Linked DNA regions of Homo sapiens: region 2 is linked to region 1. A link is a loop called in an ENCODE intact Hi-C map of the cell type or tissue named here. Cell type or tissue: mammary epithelial cell. All regions are shown on one strand. Each heading gives the region's core, and the rest is flanking DNA. Links, peaks and the distances in the headings are about the cores only.

What was found. A loop is a pair of places that touch in the nucleus more often than their neighbours do. Peaks named below come from ENCODE experiments on the same cell type or tissue, not always from the same donor. Only the 100,000 strongest peaks of a DNase experiment are listed, where the experiment ranks them.
Region 2: a loop joins it to region 1, with 5 times the contacts of the local background. A loop is called at or near these places in 2 of 110 quality-filtered maps.

The regions. Positions count from the first base shown.
Region 1 is chr3:40,038,897-40,048,830 of GRCh38, forward strand. It overlaps MYRIP (myosin VIIA and Rab interacting protein), which reads left to right. Exons shown (of 17, transcript NM_015460.4): 3 at 5,154-5,375. Among named protein-coding and RNA genes, the nearest start is that of MYRIP, 230 kb to the left of the region's middle. In mammary epithelial cell, for the core only: no CTCF peak of the experiment used is centred there; DNase peaks (open chromatin) are centred at 4,565 and 5,785; H3K27ac peaks cover 1,641 bases.
Region 2 is chr3:40,092,194-40,102,127 of GRCh38, forward strand. The region is part of intron 3 of MYRIP (myosin VIIA and Rab interacting protein); the gene reads left to right. Among named protein-coding and RNA genes, the nearest start is that of EIF1B-AS1, 210 kb to the right of the region's middle. In mammary epithelial cell, for the core only: no CTCF peak of the experiment used is centred there; DNase peaks (open chromatin) are centred at 4,838 and 5,148; H3K27ac peaks cover 1,893 bases.

The DNA.
Region 1 (9,934 bases), core at 1,091-9,090:
TCCTCTAACCAGCCATGAAGGGCCCTGGAACAAGAGAAGAGAGGGGACATATGGGAATCTGGATAGGCAGAGATGGAACAGCAACATGTCCAGTGACAGGGCCAATGAAGGAATCCCAAAGGTGGTGGCTGAGGGCTTTAACTGCAGCATGCCCACATGAAATGGTTTTCTGTTCGGCCTGGAGCTGGGTTCCTCTTCCATTACCTTCCACTACCCTTAAACCATTGGTAATAAACGTCCATCACCCACCACACCTTAGAGTCTGTTGCTTCAATGAACTGAAAAGAAGGGATTTGTCCATGCTTGAGGAAAGTTGGGGTGGAGAAAGTCTACCTAGTCACATAGACCATGCCTCAAACAATCTATTCAATAAAAGGTTAACATTAATGTTGAAAACAATCTTCATCAGTGAATAAATACTTTATCATGCCTTAAAAAGTCTTGTCTAACTTTTAAAAAGTCAGAATAGGAGGAAGAGATAGCTTGCAAAGGAATTGGAAAAGGGCTGAGAAAACAAGAGTAACACGAGGAAGGGAAGAGAATATTTCAAGAATGTAAGAATAATCAGGTAAGACAAGGCCTAGAAAGTCCCTTTGGATCTTGCAACATGAAGATCAGTGGGGGATCTCAAGCAGATATTTTGTTTTCTTTAAGAAAAAGAACAAAAGGCCCATTGGAGTAGATCCAGGAGTGAGTGGAAATAAAGAACATATATTGACCACCAGGGATGGTTCTTTCAGGAATTTTAACTAGAAGAGGTTACGACTATAAGAGAGTGGTAATTAGATGAGAATATAGTGTTGAGGAAAGTTTGTACTTACTGTTTTCCCTTTTTTTTTTTTAGGTAGAAACTATATTAGTTTCCTGAGGCTGCTGTAACAAATTATCACAAATAGGTGGCTTAAAACAATAAGAATGTATTGTCTCCCTCTTCTGTAGGTCAGAAGTCTACAATCAAGGCGCTGGAAGGGCCACACTCCCTCCCAAGTCTCTTGGGGGAGAATCTGCCCATGCCTCCTTCCTAGCTTTTGGTGGCTGCTGGCAAACCTTGGTGTTACTTGGATTGTAGCCACAGCACTCCAATCTCTGCCTTTGTCTTCACATTGCCTTCTCTGTGTGTCTCTTAAAGGACAGTTGTCATTGGATTTAGAGCTCACTCATATAATGCAGGATAACTACATCTCAAAATTCTTAATTTATAAGACCCCTTTTCCAAATAAGGTAATAGTTACAGATTCCAGTGATTTAGGGCATGGACATATCATTTAAGAGAGCCAACCTTCTTTTGAGAAGTGTCTGTTCATTTATGCAGCCAAAAAACACATGAAGAAATGCTCATCATCACTGGCCATCAGAGAAATGCAAATCAAAACCACTATGAGATATCATCTCACACCAGTTAGAATGGCAATCATTAAAAAGTCAGGAAACAACAGGTGCTGGAGAGGATGTGGAGAAATAGGAACACTTTTACACTGTTGGTGGGACTGTAAACTAGTTCAACCATTGTGGAAGTCAGTGTGGCGATTCCTCAGGGATCTAGAACTAGAAATACCATTTGACCCAGCCATCCCATTACTGGGTATATACCCAAATGAGTATAAATCATGCTGCTATAAAGACACATGCACACGTATGTTTATTGCGGCACTATTCACAATAGCAAAGACTTGGAACCAACCCAAATGTCCAACAATGATAGACTGGATTAAGAAAATGTGGCACATATACAACATGGAATACTATGCAGCCATAAAAAATGATGAGTTCATATCCTTTGTAGGGACATGGATGAAATTGGAAACCATCATTCTCAGTAAACTATCGCAAGAACAAAAAACCAAACACCGCATATTCTCACTCATAGGTGGGAAGTGAACAATGAGATCACATGGACACAGGAAGGGGGGAATATCACACTCTGGGGACTGTGGTGGGGTCGGGGGAGGGGGGAGGGATAGCATTGGGAGATATACCTAATGCTAGATGACACATTAGTGGGTGCAGCGCACCAGCATGGCACATGTATACATATGTAACTAACCTGCACAATGTGCACATGTACCCTAAAACTTAGAGTATAATAAAAAAAAAAAAGAAAAAAAAAAAGAAAATATTACCAGCAGAAAAAAAAAAAAAAAAAAAATCAAAGCAATGGCTTGCAACTCTGAGTAAAACAGGAATCCCTGCATCCATATTGATAAACAAGTGAATAAATAAATGGTGAGAAAGGATGTTTTTCTTTGTATGTAGAATGTCAACCAATAAATGTAGAAGGCATTATGGAGTTAGGAAATCATGTTGGTCAATCATGACAGTAATAACTGGGACAAGACTAATCAACTGATACTATATAACTGGTGAATGAGGAACAAAATACTCATATAGTCTCAAAGTATCTCCCCACAAATTACTTGTAAATTACAAAGAGGAAATCGTAAATTTAAAATGAAATCTGGCAGACACCAACCTAAGCGGTGAACAGAGTTAACAACATTAATGGGACCAACTGACATTATATGCTGATTACGACGCACTGACGACACACTGCTTCTGTGATATTCCCACCCAGAATGTAAAACCCTCACCTAGTCATGCGGAACCATCACACAAATCCAAACTGAGGAACATTCGACAAAATAGCCTGTATTCTTCAAAAATGTCATGGTAATGAAAGACAAAAGAAAGTTGAGGAATCTGCAGTATTGAGAGACACACGTTTACAAATGTAACACGATCCTGCACAAGGTAAAAGAATGGCTACAAAGGACATTATTGGGATAAATGGCAAAATTTAAATATGAATCATGGGTTAGATAACAGTATTAAATCACTGTTAAACTTCCTGATTTTGATAATAATACTTAAAAAAATACTGAATAATGCTTAAAGTAATTCTCTTCTTCTCTTAGAAGAGAATGTCCTGTTCTTAGGGAAATGCATACTGTTTTGGGCATAATGGGGTATCTGTGCAAATTATTCTCAAATGATTAAGAAAATGCAACATGAAATATAGATAAGGCAAATGGGATAAAATGTAAACACTCAGTAAATCTGGATAAAAGATATATAGGAGTTCTTTGTGATATTCCTGCAACTTTTCTGTAAATCTGAAATTGTATTCAAAATTTTAAAGTTACCAATAAAACAAAACAAACAACCCCTGACCAAGAATCCAACAACAAGGGATGAATCAAAATTATGGTACAGTCACCCTATGGATGCCTTCAAATTACACAGCTTTACAGATCAACTTTGTGAAGATATATAACAATATAGTAAAATGCTTATAACATGTACAATGTTGAATGATAAAAGCAGGATACAAAATACTTTATGTGTATATTATAACAACTATGTAAAAGCAAGCATATAATAAAGACTGGAAGGATAAAAAAAAAAAAAAAAAAAAAGAGAGCCAACCTTCAACCCACTACAGGGGCTAATTGACTATGTATATAAACTGATGGGGTGGTCTAGGCCTTCTCAAGCAAGACATAAAGTCCAATGTCCATGAAAGAAAAGCCTGACAGATTTAACTGCAGAAAAATTAAGCATTTCTAAATGAGAATAAACACCATAAACATAAAAAGACAAGGGCAGAACGGGAGAATATATTTGCCACATCCATCTTAAATATATCTAGTTTTAACTGCATAATCACAACTGGGTATAAAAAATAGTAATAGTAGTAAAGAGTAGTAAATAGTCATAGTAAAAATAAAAATAGTAGTAAAGATAAAAAGTAAAAAAAGTAATAAAGTAAAATAGTAGTAAAACAATAGTAGTAGTAAATAGTAGTAAAATACTATCAAGTATTATCATAGTAGAATGCTGTAGTAAAATTTAGTATAGACGCTCCTTGATTTACAGTGGGATTGCGTCCTAGTAAACCCATCATAAGTTGAAACTGTCATAAGTTGAAAATGCACTTAATAAACCTAACCTACTGAACATCACAGCTTAGCCCAGCCAACTTAAACATGCCCAGAACACTTACATTAGCCTGCAGCTGGGCAAAGTCATCTGACAACATAGTAAAACATAGTCCACCATAGAATATCTCCCTCATGACCTCATGGCTGACTGGGAGCTGTGGCTCACTGCTGCTATGCTCAGCATCATGATAGAGTATTGTATCACTTTCTGGTGCTTTTTAATGAATCCATGTAGTTTCTGCATCATCAAAAAGTTGAAAAATCATAAGTTGAACCATTATAAGTGGGGGACTGTGTTTTTCTATTATAATGATAGTGTGCAACAGTAGGAAAATAGTAAAAGTAGTAGTCTAGTAATATAGTACTAAAATAGTAAAAATTATAGTCTAGTAATATAGTATAGTAATAGTAAAATAGTAGTAAAAATAATAATTTTTCTACTGTTCTTTGGGGACCCCCATTTTCGTAGCAGGAAAAACAACTCAAACCTGCTGATTCAGGGTAATTTTTTTTCTTTTTTTTTCCCCAGGTTACTCAACCTGTTGGCAGTGTATTTTTCTTCTCACTGAGCACAGAGAGAAGTGTATGCACCGTTATGTTTTGCATTAGTGTGGCTGGCTGTGTGCCCAGTGACCAGGAGCTTTTTAAAAGAACAGAATTGTTCTTTTATCCAACTATGAATCACCAGTGCCTCGATCTGCCCATCACCCATAGAATCCTTATTAACTCATATAGATTTGAAAGCTTTTAAAAATCCTTGAGTACTTCAGTTTCCAGGGATGTTAAATAAAGCCAGGACTGCATTTATCATATTCCCAGCTGGGCTGTGTGAGGATTAATGTTTTATCATAAGTGATCTCCTGCTCCTTTAAAAAGGCATTAATTAAGTTAAAGGTTTTATTTTTCAAGGATATGCTTATTAGTTTTTTAATAACTTGTATCTCAATGTAGTCTCTGAAATGGAAGTGATAATGTTTTCATGCTTTCTCATAGAAAATCTGACATACAGGAGTACACAAAACTAATCTACGATTAATGTTCTTCTCTGGACATAATGTTGAGCAGTTGATCTTTCTGAGTTCTCTTGTTCTCCAGGAAGGTCCTACATGGTAGCTTGGCCTAAGGGAGGGACAGGGTGCATGCTTTGGGGAGACACCCCCTGACCTGATGTTGTGTTTCTCTCCTCCTCCCATTTCCCCTACCTTGGTTTCCCAGTGAGCTGAAGCAGAAGCTGGATGAGGAAGGCAGCAAGTGCAGCATCCTCTCGAAGCACCAGCAGTTTGTGGAGCACTGCTGCATGCGCTGCTGCTCGCCCTTCACCTTCCTCGTCAACACCAAGCGCCAGTGTGGAGATTGCAAATTCAATGTCTGCAAGAGCTGCTGCTCCTACCAGAAGCACGAAAAGGCCTGGGTCTGCTGCGTCTGCCAGCAAGCGAGGTGAGTGGCTGGTGCATTCCCAGGGTCTACACTGTTGATTTAGAGAGATTCACCTGCCACTTCCTTCAGTCAGGTAGAACCAGCTATGATTGGTAGATCAACACAGAGTATTGACCAAAGTAAATAGCTTGCTGAAGAGAGATGCATGGATAAGGAAACCTGTTGATCTTTATAGGGAGGATGAGAGAGGGCCCCCCAGGAGCACCTGGGTGTGAATAGAAAGGGCTTTCTTGGGATTGAAGATGCAGCTCCTACATATGTTATTCATCTTTTTGGAATTTCTCATCTGGTCTCATCCTTTCGTTCGTTCATTGCATAAGCATGTGTTGGATTCTTAGGAATTATGCTGGGTGCAGGAAACATGATGGTGAATTAGGCCAATTATGAGTGACTCAGAGGCATAGCGGATGGTGTGATACGTAAGTGCTGGGCCTTCATATGTGGAGATACATGCCCTGACTAGTTTGTCTATTGGCTATGAGGGCACTGAGCAAGGAGAGACTGGCCCTAGGGCTTGGAGAAAGCTTCATAGAGGACAAGAAATAAAAGCAAGATTGTGAAAGACAAAAAAGAGTCAATGCTGTGAAAGGGGAGATGAAGACAACTTTGCGAGGGAAATAACAAGCATGGCATTTCACATTCTCCCTCAGCGACCAGCAGAGCACTTCTTTGATCTGTTGAGTATTTGGAAACTGATGAGTATGATAAACCAGTGTTTGGTATTTGTCTGTGCTGATCCTAGCATCTGTAGTGTGCATTGTGATTCGTATTTGCTGCATGCTTCCAAAATGCCTGTTAATGAGTGAAGCAGAGATGAGCAGGTCCTGGGAGCACACACTCAGAAGCCCCTGCCTCCCACACCTTTTCCTTCTTTCCTCCTTTCTCCTCTCCCTGCCCTGTTTACTCGCTTGTATCCTTTAATGCATCAAGACCTAGAATTTTCCCATAGAGCTAGTTAATGGGGACAGCTGCCAAGTTTCCTTGGGGTCTCCAAGGAATCAGGCTCTGGGCTACAAAATATATATATTCATATTCATTCCAGAGACACAAACTGAAACAAAAAGTGGTATGTTAAGCACCCAGTATCCAAGGCTGGGTGCTACGCAGGTCCTGTGCCTGACTTGGTCAGAGCAAGGAGCCCATCTGGGTCTCCACATGGCAGCTTGAAAGGGGGAGGAAAAGCCCTGCAACAACAAAGGGAAGGAGGAAACTGGGATTATAGATGAGCGTGCATCTGGGAGTGATCAACAGAGAGAGGTTCATCCATGCCTTCTATTTCTCAGTCAAGGTGGGGTAAGCCAAATTCATCATGTAACACGTTTAAGGATTACGTGACTTGAATATTGTGGCACTGAGAACAAGACAGTTGGATGTTGGAAGAAATAAGAGTAGATCTAAATAGGCATTACAGGAGTTTGGGATGCACACATTCAAGCCAAGTTCCTGTAACAAATTATGAATCTGTTTTCTTTCAATCTTCCCACAGATTGGGAGTTTCGTGGGGCTTGGGACAGGTCAGAGGGTAACTGAGTTAAGGATATTGGACAGTGAAGAATGTAAAGACAGAATCTGGATAGTAAGGAAAAACAGAAAGGGGCTATGGATGGATGGGGAGAAAATGAAGGGGTCAGTCAGCCAGAAGTAGTATCTGGTAAAGTCAAAGAACTGTCACAGTGGGAGTACTTGATAGAGAAAATTGGAAAAAATGAAAATTCTATATAGAGAAAAAGATGAATTTGTGATTTCTAAAGTAGATCAGTTGAGTGGTGACCATGGGAAGAGGAGACAATGTCTAGAAGAAGAAGTTAAGGGACCAAAATACCAGTGCCCATATGATTGGAAAAAATCAGGATAGTGGCCACAGTATGGAGGTGAAGAATTGAGCCAGGTGACAAGTTTTTCTGAAATGAGAAGAAGGAACTAGAAGGTCAGGATGTGAGAGACATAAGGAGTTGGAGAAGATGAGATGACTGCATGTTATGATTCTGCACCTACCAAGTTGGGCAAGTCCCATGTAGCATTTGACTCAAACATCTGCCATGGCTGCATGCGCTACACTGACGTTTGTTACCAACTGGTGGTAAACACCGCCAGGACAGGGACACTGTCTTCTTCATTTGTAGCACCAGAGCCTGACACATAGAAAGCACATGAATCTTTGTGACCCAAATAGAACAGGACGATGTTTATAGCAGCCAGATGCATAGTACAGAATGAGCCTTTAGGAATTTTAGAGGAAAGGACTCAGAGACTGTTAGATGTCCTAAAGGGGTTTCATGGAAAAGGAGGGCATCCTAGATGGAACTCAGTTGGAGAGGAGGAATCAGGAGACACTCTCAGACAATGTGTGGCATGAGCAAACAAAGCAGAGTCACCCAAGGTGTGTGGAGGGTCTGAAGCAGACCGCTATTGAAGCGGGATGATGGCAAGTGATTGGGTCAGTTTGTGTGAAGAATTGGCGTTTGATCTTTAAGGGATGGCGAAATCACTGGAATGTCAAACCCTAGCCGTTATTAAAGTATACTATACTGTGCTTCAGCATATTCCCCCACAAATAAAAGGAAGTATCAGTACCTACATGATTTCATTTCTTTCAATATTTACCTAGTCCTCTTCTCCCCGAGTAAGAAAAGTCACCAAATTTACTAAACAGTTAGTAGCAATAGAGTGCAGTCACAGCCTGTCAACCCCACATTTACCATGAGTTGTATGCAGGCATCTATTATTAGTTACAATTAAATGACACATTGCATTAATCAAATACCAGTAGTGCTGAGTAGTTGATGCACCACCTCAGAATCCCATCACCTATAAATGGAAGAACCTTGCCTCGCAAAAGCAAGATCTTCTGATGCCAACCATTTGCTATTTCTCTTGTACAATGTTGTCTCAATAATTTGTCAGATATTGGAAAAATAAGTTGTAAAAAAGGCAGCAATGGCTGCCAAGACTATATTTTAAATTTTCATTTCATATTTCTAGCAACTTAATGAGGAGGCAGGAGGCTTAGGTAGTCCCATTTCACTTAATCTTGCATCATGTTCGTGTTAATATTGCATGACAGCTCCTGAGTCTCAGAAGCTGAGCATTAGAAAATAAAGAACCATTCATAGAAGGATACCTGGAAAGACATGCAACAGCCAGTGTACCCTTGTTCCATTTTTATTTTAAGAAAGTGGAGGGTTACTGAGGAGTCTTCCACATTCAATGTGTCTAGCTCAAACAGAACACACCCACACTTGTTTAATCAAAGCTGGCAGAAAGGGGATGCTGAGGAGAAATTGGAAATGTTGCTGCTTTAATCTTGTATTATGTCTTGAGATTATTATTGGCTGAAACCCAAAGGGATGGAGAAATTTTGTTCATTCCCTATTTTTCTGTATTGCTCAATTCAATCACAGGAACCTGTCTAGGAAAGAAATCCATGAAATATGTGGCATATTTTTGCATCCTGAAATGTCTCTAAGGCCCTGTTTGACAGAGAAGTATGTCTTTCAAAGTACCACGGATGTATGGCCTGTGAGCGGACAGTCTTTTATGTTGTACCTGGATCACATTCTTGTTTTTTGAAGGATGCCTTAGAAGAGTTAATTTTATTTATATATCAACAAACTGTGTAACCCATCAACATTACACAAGTGCTAGAGCCAAATTCATCATGTAACACATTTAAGGATTACGTGACTTGAATATTGTGGCAGTATGGACACTCAGGGCTGCTTGTCCACTTTGTCCAGTAGCTCCTCTGCCCTTCATTCAATCTGAAACTCCCTTCTTGGTTAGAACTGATTTACTTTAGACACTACTCTTTGGAACATTCTTCTAGAATTTTCATCTTCAAGCAAGTGGGTTTTTAAAACATTGTATGTCAGATTCTATGAAGAGCACATTTTGTGTTTGTATATGAAATCTCAATAGTTGATAGTAGGTCTATGAGGTTACACAGATGACCACTTTTGTGAGGCCACTTTCAGACCCATATTCACTCCCCACTACCCATGAGATGCATTCCTTTCCTTATTTAAATGAAACCATTTTTGCTACATTGGTTTAATTTCTAGCTATTTATCCAGTGGCTACAATATGCATATGTTTTTGAGATACTGTGGGCTATGAATAATTATAATAATAAAAATTCTTGTCCACAAAAAAGGAGTAGGAATTAAAGGTAGACATTCATCCTACAATATGAATAGCCTCAGAAGTAATAACTGTATCAAATACCTGGGGCTGTCTATTGTACAGCTGTAAATGAGAGAGTCGGATTAGAAACATGGCATTCATCAGGAGAGGACCCAGACAGTGTCAAGTCTCTAAGAAAAACGTGGTAACCTATAACTTTAACTTTCTTCTTTTCATCTCAGTGAAAAACAATCCATATTTTTTTCTGTTTGATTATTTAGTTCAGTAAAAGCATTTTGAGAATTTTAAAGTTGTAATTGTAATCATTTGGTTCTTTGTTAGTAATTTTGCTTCATATATTTTGCATTAAAATGTATTTCTGTTATCAGTGTTCATCTAAAATTTTTAGCTTTGGGAGATTAAAAAATTAAATGTAT
Region 2 (9,934 bases), core at 661-8,660, 53 kb after region 1:
GAGCTTTTGAAGCTGCCACTAAATCTTGATTCAGAGACCCTGCCTAGAGTTTTTGCTGCTTGTTCATCATCAGCACCCTAAAGCCCCCAAGATGTCTTCCTGGCTGTTTTGCATGCTTCCTGGGCTCCCTCCCTTTTCCCTGATGACAGCAATTGCCAGGAAGGGCTGGGAAAGATACTCACCCACACTGTAAGGGATAGCTATGCCTCCCCAAAACCCTCTCCCAGGTGAACTTTGTCTTCACCAGGCAAGTTCTTAAGCTGATGGAGGGGCATTCAGGAAAAATCCAGGGCTTTACTCTGGGAAGCTTTTGGCAGTGCTTGGGACCGTCTAGGATCCCTCTTTTAACATGTGGCTCAGGTTGGTCACCCAGAACCCTGTGAAGGGAAGGTGAAGGTTCTTAAAGTCATGGTACATTTCCTGGGTGCTAAGTATGTCATATACATTAGTTCAACAAATCCCCAGAAAGTCAACAAAGTAGGTATTGGCCCTTATTTACATAGTAGGAGATGAGATGAGAGAAGTTCATTAGCTGCTCCAAGTCACCCAGCAAATAAGGCACTGAGCTTGGATTTGAAACAGTTTATTTGGCTCTGAAATCCAAAATATTTCCACCATCTCATTCAGATTACCTAGGAACTTGAGGTTACCACCACCAGCTTCTAGAAGCTAGTCTGTCTTCTGTGTTCCCGTCGCAGGAGTTTAGTCTGCTAGTGGGCTTCATGTTCCAGGAGGTCCAAGTCCTTTGGTACATCACAGATTTGTACTTAGTAGTGACTCCCTCCCAGAATCTCCCAGGGAGCTGAAGCCTAGGCCTGGTACCTCTGGCCCTGTTGTGCTGAACCCCTCCCTGTTAACCTCAAGGAAGCACCAGGTTCAAGAGGCCAAAGAAGAGACCCACAGCCAGCAAACAAGCATAGGGTTTTATTAGGGGACTTACATACAGAAGAGAGAGCCCAGTAGTGATGGGCTAGACAGGAGAACCAACTTATGTACAGAAGCAGTTCAGTGTCATCGGGCTAGACAAGATATCCACCTTATGTACAGTCCAGTGACCCAGTGGCTGCAGGCTTTTTGCAGAAAAACCACAACTTCATGCAAACAGCGTGAAATTTATATAGCATTTTTACTTAACACTCTCCCCTTAATAACCACCACCTGGCAATCTTCCTTCAACCCAAAACCCAAGACCTCAATCCTCTCTATGGCCTGTGTTCCACAGGACCGAACAGGGGCTCAGATGTTCCTCATAGACAAGGAATGCATCTCCAGGATGATCATGCCCAGATTCTCTAGTTGGAACATACATTCAGTTCCAACTATGCAGACCAGCTATGCAGGGTCATTCTAAGGGTATGCTTAAGTTATTGCTATCAGGTATGTTTACCCCGTGAGGGGATCCTGGGACCAAGTCTACCATTCCCAGCTAGCAGCTCCTGCTCTCACACTGGGATAGCAGTGCACTTTACCTGGGCTCATTCTTGTCTCAACATTTTTCAAACAGAAGTGAGAGGCACCAAGCTGGTCATAGTTTACTTCTCTCCCAGTGTCTGTTCTCAGACTAGCTACACCACCATTGCAATTGGATGCAAAACCAGCAATAGCAATTTGCTTTAAACTCCTAACTATCCAGAGGCAATCATCTATGCTTTCCTCTGCTCTTAAGATAAAGACAGAACTCCATAACATCCAATGAAGGCCTGCAGGGTTGGCCCACCAGCTTTTCCACCTGTATATTTCCCCTCACCCCTCTCTCTTCATAATGGGGGACACTCTGTCTTTCCTACTTTCCTGTTACCTCCTACCACAAGGCCTTTGCACGTGCTATTTCCTCTGCCTGGAAAGTTTCCCCTTCCCTCCCCCTTCACATGTCCCAATTTTATTCTGCTGTTCAGACCTCCCCTCCATGCCACAACTCCATCATCACAGACTGCTATCCAGTGAGTTTATGTCCATCTGGTGATGTTTACCCCACTGGATTTAGCTCCCTCTGTTTCTGCTCATCTTGTTTTCCACAGTTTGTGGTACATGATAGGTGCTCAAGAAATAAGTCTTAATAGCTGATTATTTAATTTTTATCACAACCCTATGAAACAAGACTGTTACCATTTCCCTTTTGCAAGTGAATAAATGGAGACTAAGAGGCTGAGCTGGAACTCAGAGCTTGGTCTGTCTGTCTCTAAAGCTGGTGTTTATTACACCATGGCACCTCCACGCCCTAACTCCTCAGTCTTGCCTTTGGCCTTCCATCTTGGCTTCTGGAGTAATGCTGTCCACCTCCCCTGCTTTGCAGCACAAGGACATCTGTTGCTAGTTTGGATTTTTGTTCAGACATCTGCCTGCCCTAGTGCCCAGGGGTCCCTAAGGGATAGGAATCTCATGTTTAGTCACCTCCTTCTCTGGTACCTGTGGCTATTCCTGCCCAGGACATTGTAGATTCTCAGTAGGTGTTTGGGAATCCCATTCCCCTCTGTTTCAGCCAGGCCTCTATGGATTACCAGTGACAGAAAACTCAACCTCGCTTAAAGAAACAGGAATATATATTAGCTTGTGTAATTGAAGACATTCAAGAGTAGACTGGATTCAGGTATGACTGGATTCAGAGTTCAAACTATACCTTCAGGGCTCAGTTCTTTTGCTGTTGCTTTCTGCTGATGAGCTGCAGTTTCAGACTTCTTACAATAGCAAGATGATGGCTTTGCCAGAGCTCTGGCCCCTCTGTGTCTCAGCCACTCAGCCTCAGAAACCACCTCCCTCCCCAACACTGAACAAAGGTCCTCAGCATGGCTAACACGAGTCTGATGTGAGGTCACTTGTCTCCTCCTCACCTAATTGCTGTGGCTGGGGAGACACCCTGATTCAAGCAAGACCCATTCTTAAAGCTGGGAGTGAGGTCAGCCCCACCCGAGAGCAAGAGTTGGGGGTGAGGGGAGGCAGGGGGACACTTTTACCAGGAAAAGGATTAATGGATGCCAGGCCTTGAAAGCCAGCTTTCCACTACAATCTCCTTTCAAGATTTTTCAAGCTGACCTTATACCTCCTCTGACTCTGACTTCCCATTCCTCAAGTCCCTTCAGGGAAGACTGTCAGGCCTGGGGCTATAAACAGGTCATGGCATCCTTCTTTGAGCAGAGAGGGTGAGTCCGCTTCTAGCTTCTGCCTTCACAGGTTTTGCTGCTCTGAGAACCCCCAGCTAATGTGTGACTGGCACATCCAGCTTAGTGTCATACTTCCAGACACCCAGAGCCCACGAGCCTGGCCCTGAAAAGAGGGGCAGGACCCCAGGAGAGGGTCCTGATCCTCTGCCTTCACACTCTGAGAAGCCAGCTTTGTTTTAAAGGTAGTCATGGGGGGAGAATTTCCCGAAGCCCCTAACGATGCTCTCCAGGGAGCTCAGAGAGGTTTCTGAGAAATGCGTGGGCAGGGGCTGTGTATACTACTCCAGCCTCTACACAGCCACCCCCAATGCAGAGACACCACAGGCAGACATGCAGTCACACACATCTGCACACTCACTAACACTGCCATCTCTCTGCCTCCCTCGATTCTGCCCTTCCTCCCTCTTTCCCTTTCCCTCTTTCCCTCACAGTATGCTGTCACACACATCTTTCCTACATACTCCACAGACCCTCTTCTATCCTCCTCTTTTCTCCCTCTGCCCTCTCCCACTTGTCCTTCCCTCCTTCTCCTTCTCCTACCACCTCAGCACCTTCCCTCTCCCCATCCTTTTTTCTCACACACACACATCCCCATTTCTCTCACATACACATACATGATATACCCAATCTCTCTCACTCTCATGCACACTTCCCCCTCACACTCCATACCATAACACTCCACCATCCCCCCTCCCCCAGACTCCAGCACCCACACCCCCAACCCTGAGCCTTCTGACCATGTCTGTGACTGCTGTCCCTTCAAAGGTTGGCCTTCATAGGTTTTCTCGGGCCATTCTACCTCTAGATATACCCGAGATGGCAGTCAAATCCTAAACCGGTGTTCCATCCTCAAAGAGCAGTCTCACGCTCTCACAGAGTGCCTCAGGTGAGAGGGCTGTAGTCAAAAAAGGGGTGACCTGGGCATGGTCACACAGTCACTGTGACAGCGGTGGGGATGAAACCCGGCTCTCTGGACCTGTAGGGCAGTATTTTCTCATGTCTCTCTTCTCATTTGAAGTGCATCTCACACATCCTGAATCCTCATTGTGTAATAAGGGAGGTGCTGTGAGGATAAAGTCAAATTTAGCATATGGCAAAGGGAGCCTCATAAATCAATGCAGGAACCTGTGTGTACAGGTAATTTTGAGTTCATGAGTTTGACTCCCCGCAACCACAGCAAAATGACCAAAGAAGTAAAAGATCACTTTTAATGGGTCTGTTTCAGCTCTGGATACAGGAATGGCCGTCTCAGGCCAGAATTCCTGCATGATCTCACTAGGAGGACTCTGTGGTGGGATATCTGGACCAGCCCCAGGGGAGCTGCTATGAGAGCAGCCTAAGCAAGTAGGGTCTAGCCTGGCAGATTCCACAGGGCCTGCATCTCAGAGCAGCAGGGCTGAGAGCGTGGATCACAATGTGGCATTGGGCAAAGGCATCGGCATCTTTGAAATAATGAAAACTTTCTTCACCAGGCAAAATAACAACTGTAAGAAAAATCTGGGCACTCTGAGATGTAGCTTGGCAAAGCTTGTGCTGCTTGGCAAAGCCCCTGGTTTACTGTTTGGGTGAAGCAAAACGCTCCGCCCATCGTCCTAACTCCTCACCTTCTGCATCAGCTTGCCTGGCTATCAGCAGCCCTGCCAACAACTCAGTAAAAGGCTCCTCTGTTGCCATGGAGGCTTTTGACTTCTTCAGTGAAGCCTAGACCTTGACTCACTGCCTTTGCAAATAAAACCAACCACGACCAAAAGAAGAAAAGCTTATGGGAATAGGAAACTAATTACTTTTCTGTATAATAGCTAAAATTATTGAGAGCTGACTCCTGTACGGTTCTAAGCACTCACCTACCCTCACAACAACTCTATAAGGCAGATATACTTTACCCATTTTACAAAGGCAGAAACTAAAGAAAGAGAGATCAAGTAACTTGCCTGTGGTCTCACAGAGAGGAAGTCAAAGAGTCAGGATTCATATCCAGGTATGTTGGCTCCAGGGTTGGCATTCTTATCCTCTGACCTATAGTGCCCACAAAAGAGTTCACAAATCTGTGGGCTTTCCAAAGAGTGAGTTCTAAGGTACTCAGTTGAATCTTGGTCAGTGTTTTCAATTTTGGTAGGAAAAAAAAAAGTCCCCTCTCAAAGCAATTTATTCAAGGCTTCTCTTGGGAGATATTTCTGGCTATATACAGATGGAGTAGATCTTTCTATTCAGAGCCGTGAAGTCCACCACGATGGGTAATGTTAAAATAAAAAACACCCCCTCTCCACCTACACGCACGAGATCTTTGGCCAGGCTCCCACCCTGGAGGTGGGGATTGAGAACAAATGTGCACGATTTCCATTCCTGAGGAAGTGTCCCACGGGATGGTACCAGAGCTCAGAGCCTCCTGTGTCTCTGTAGACAGAAGTCTGCAGAGGCATGGAAATGCTGCAGAACCCATTTGGTGGTCTCGTCTGTTCAAACTATTTGGACTCTAGAAGGGGTACTTGTGATCCTCCACTGACAATATGAGCAACAGGGGTGGAAAATGAGCTCAGTGACTTAAAGAGAATGAAGTGTTGCCACAGGAATTCAGCTGGAAGAGTGTTAGAGAGAGCTGGTGTTCCTCATCTGCTCTTCTCTGTCAAAGCAACCCTGGACACTCTGATCTGAGTTTAGTACTGCACTCCCTTTTAAATCAGAGTTATTAGCACTTTCACTATCAAAATGAAAAGTCAGAATGGATTAGCGGGTTGGATGACCTGTATTGGGCCCCATCAGAGACCACTCCATGATTTCAACTTATTTTTCAAGTCAAACAACAACAGCAGCCTTTTTGATATGTATATTTAAGTAGAAGTGCATTAAGTTTGCATTTTATTTGCTAAATATACATTTCTTTCCATTTTTTAAGAAGTAAGGCCATTGATTTTTGCCAGAAAATGAGGCATGCCCCTTTTCAAAGTTTTTATGTATAGCCTGCATATGTGGTATGAACCCATTTGTAATGCAATACATTCCATAAAAGTGTGAGCAGAATTTTGCATGTGTGCATTTGTCTGGAAAAGAGGGACCCTTTGGTAGCAGCTGTGGGTAGTTGGCAGTGGGCAAAAAAAGACTGATTTTTTTCTTCCCTCCTAACACTCTGTTTATCTGCAGATCCTTTTCTATCTAAGTTCTACATAAACAGTGTTGCACTGTAAGCAAAGTGCCCTGGGTCTTCATGAATATTCTGAATCATCCATGCATACTCACAGAGGGAAGCTAGTGCTACCAACCTCTTCACAATAAAGGCATATGCATATTCTTCCTGATCAAATATTCTGTCCCCTTCTCTTTCTCAATTTTTCTGATCAAATATTCTGTCCCCTTCTCTTCTGGATGTGTGTATCTCTCTCTGTCTCTCTCATTGTGTGTGTGTGTGTGTGTGTGTGTGTGTGTGTGTGTGTCTTCTTACAGATCAGAGATAAAATGACCTAAAGAAATATCTGGGATTATTATTGACATTTTACAGTCATTTCCAAAAATGCAAAACAAACAGCTATCTCCAGGCATATATTAAGAGGGTGTGTGGGTGTGCATGTGTGTGCGTGTGTGTGTGTGTGTGTGTACATTTGATTAGGAATTTCAAGTCAAGATCTCTTGTTTGTTTCATTCAGCACCAGAATGTAATTTTATCTGAAAAGTATCTGGTTTTGGATAGAAAACAGGTTGGCCCAGCTGAGAACTGGCATTTGGAAGTGCACTGGACAATTAACCAGCTTTTCCTGTAGAACTTTCTGGTGACCACCCGATTTTGCCCTGCCTATGTAGAAGGGAGGGGGACCCACATCAGAAGAGGATGGGTGTTGCAGGAGGCACATTTCAAGAAAGTGTCTGGATTTACAAAAAAATGTGTTTCTTCTTAGTCTAAGATAGTTTCTTCATAATTTATGTGGTCTGAGAAAAATGCTATGCTTATTAATAATAGTACTTTGCAGATGAGAGGGCACTAATATTTGAGCACTATAATATGCAAAGCATTGTAATTTGGTGGAGTATGAGCATGATGTCTTTAGGTCCTTTCCACAAATTTATGAAACCAGGGTGAAGGTGAGGATGATAGCCATTTGTACAAATAAAGATACTGAGGTTCATAGAAGCAAAATAATTTGCCTGTGGCCACAGGGCTAGGGAGTGGTCACATACTCTCCATCACAGTATATGTTTACACATGCACTGGAGTCAACATGAATGGGGCCAAACATATATATACACACACTCTCGTGCTTTTCTTATACCACAGGGAGTGTACTGATTTGCCCTGCCCAAAAAAGATCCCCTGAGATTTCTCTTCCAATTATTCCCTTCCCTCTGTACAGTCTCTTGCTGCTATTTGAAGCATGTTTGTATTAAGAACATTTAGCTAAAGCAAACCTCATAGTCTGTGACTGACAAGAAAGCACATGATAAAACCATGTCTTTGGCTCTTCCATATCTTGAATTTACAAACCAAGAAAGTGGGAAAAAAAAGTAAAAATTCATGTAACATTTCCCCTACAAAGTTGTATTAAACCGGGCAGCTTTAAATGAGCTTTGGTGCCTCTCTCTCCCTGTTGCACATGTGTTGATGGATTTTTCTCGGCATTGGTTGTCTGAGATTTCACAGCTCTCCGTCACCTCCCTTCTGAAACTGGTAATAGAAACGAGCAGTAGCACTGTGCTGTTCCTTCACTCTGGTATTGCTCTCTACCCAGAGCCCTGTGTCTTTTCTTAAGAAGACTACCTGGCTTATCCTCTGTCTGGGCTTTTCTGGCCATGAGGACATGGAGTGAAGATTTTGGAGCTCTGTGCCCTGTGTCCTGGCGTTTAATTATTTCTCAAGACACGTGAGCTAAATTTGAGTAGAAGAGCTTGGCAGAAAGAAAACCACCAGTTACGGTAATTTTAATAATTAAGCAACATTGACTTGTCCTTTATTTCACAATTTGCTATTATTGATTATGTACTATAATCCTTTATTATACATTGCCTGATTGTTTTCATTGATGTTTTGCAACAGAACTATGTCAATTTTGTCCTATTTTGTACATTTTTTAGCATTTTGCATATGCATATCTGTGCAAACATTAAGAAATAAATCATAAAGGAAGAGCATTTTAAACCATTGGCTCTATTTCAACAATATGGGTGGAAAAAGTATTTCTCCTCTCCTTATTGACTGCTTTACAAAAACAGGTAGAATTTTATTCTTTTATTGATAAAACAGAAACCTGATGTGGTGAGGGTTGTAGCTGTGGCTGCCTTTGCTGCAGATGTGCTATCTCTGAGGCTGGGACTAAACTTCTTAGTTTATTCCAGCAGGGAGTGGGAAAGTCACATGTGAGTTTAAGAACATTGACTTACTCTGGGCTAACCCAACATACATGTTTTTTGAGCAGCAACTGATGAGACCTGAATGTTCTAGGAAATTTCATTGTGTAAGCATGGATTTGACAAAGATGACACAGCATGATACTATATCCATCACCCAGGAGGGACATTAAGAGATTTCTTAGGGTCCTGAAGCTAAAAACGAAGTCCTTGGATCTTTTTCTTATTTATTTAATTTTATTTTAATCCAAGTCATGAATGTATAGACTTTAAAACATCAAATAATTCTCTTGACTTATTGAAAAGAAAAAAAAGCCCCTCACCCCACTCCACCCCATCTGTGCTCCTTACACACCACTTTCAACTTTTAGCTTTCTTTCAGTATTTACTTCCAAATTTCTAAATAATATGCTTACCCTTTTTGTTTTTACAGCTTATATCTTTATTTTCTTCTATGAAAAGGTTTTGTTTTCAACACCTCCAACACTCAACACATACATATCCCCCTTTCCTCCATTCTCCCAGTATATCTGCAATATAGTCTTTGTTACATCAGTTTTCTGTGTTTTATTATTATAATCATAAAAAGCAGCTTTCTGGTGTTGCTGTTGAGTCATTCTGATATTTGATCCTTTCTATGTGGCTTTTTCCCCTCTTTGAAAGTTTCTAGGCTCTTTCCTTTGGTCTCAGTGTTATAAAACTTCACCAATGTCTTTCCTTTGGGTCTTTATTTCTGCCACTGTACTTGAGCTCTTAGAGAACCATTTCATTTTGGATAGCTTTTCCAGGCTTGAGAAACTTTCTTGAATTACATCTTTGATTATTTTCTTTCTTCCATTTTCTTTGTTTCTTCTGAAGTAAAGATATTAGACCTCTCAGATTAATTCTCTAGTTTTCTTTTTTCTTCTTTTTTCCTCTCTTTGTCCTGTTTTCTGGAAAATATCCTCAATTTCATCATCAATCCTATCAAGTGTTTAATTTACACAATAATTTCTTTATTTCTGAGAGTTATTTTTGTTTCTATATTCCCTTTACTATGTAATGCTATTGCTTCATACCTGCAATATATTCTTATTAATCATTTTTGAAGTTTTTTTTCTCCTTCAACTTTCTTTATTGTGTTTGTTTTGGTATTTATCTTTAACGATAGCAACTTTGCTCAAGAATCCCATGACCCAGGACTGGCAGTTTACCTTTAATAGTGATGCACTGAAAGCTGATCTGAGGGTTAGTGGGCCTCAGTAGGGCTTATTGACTGGTTGGCTTCAGCCTAGGATGATCTGGCTGGACTGTTTTATTGGGAGAACTGTCAGTAGGTCTTTTTCTTTAGAGTCGGTCAGTTTCTCAGAAAGGAATGCTCCAGTCTCCTACTGGGGATGTAGGTCTGATAGTTCAGGGGAGCCCAGTGACAGATGGGGGCCAAGGCCAAGCCCAGCACTCACTAA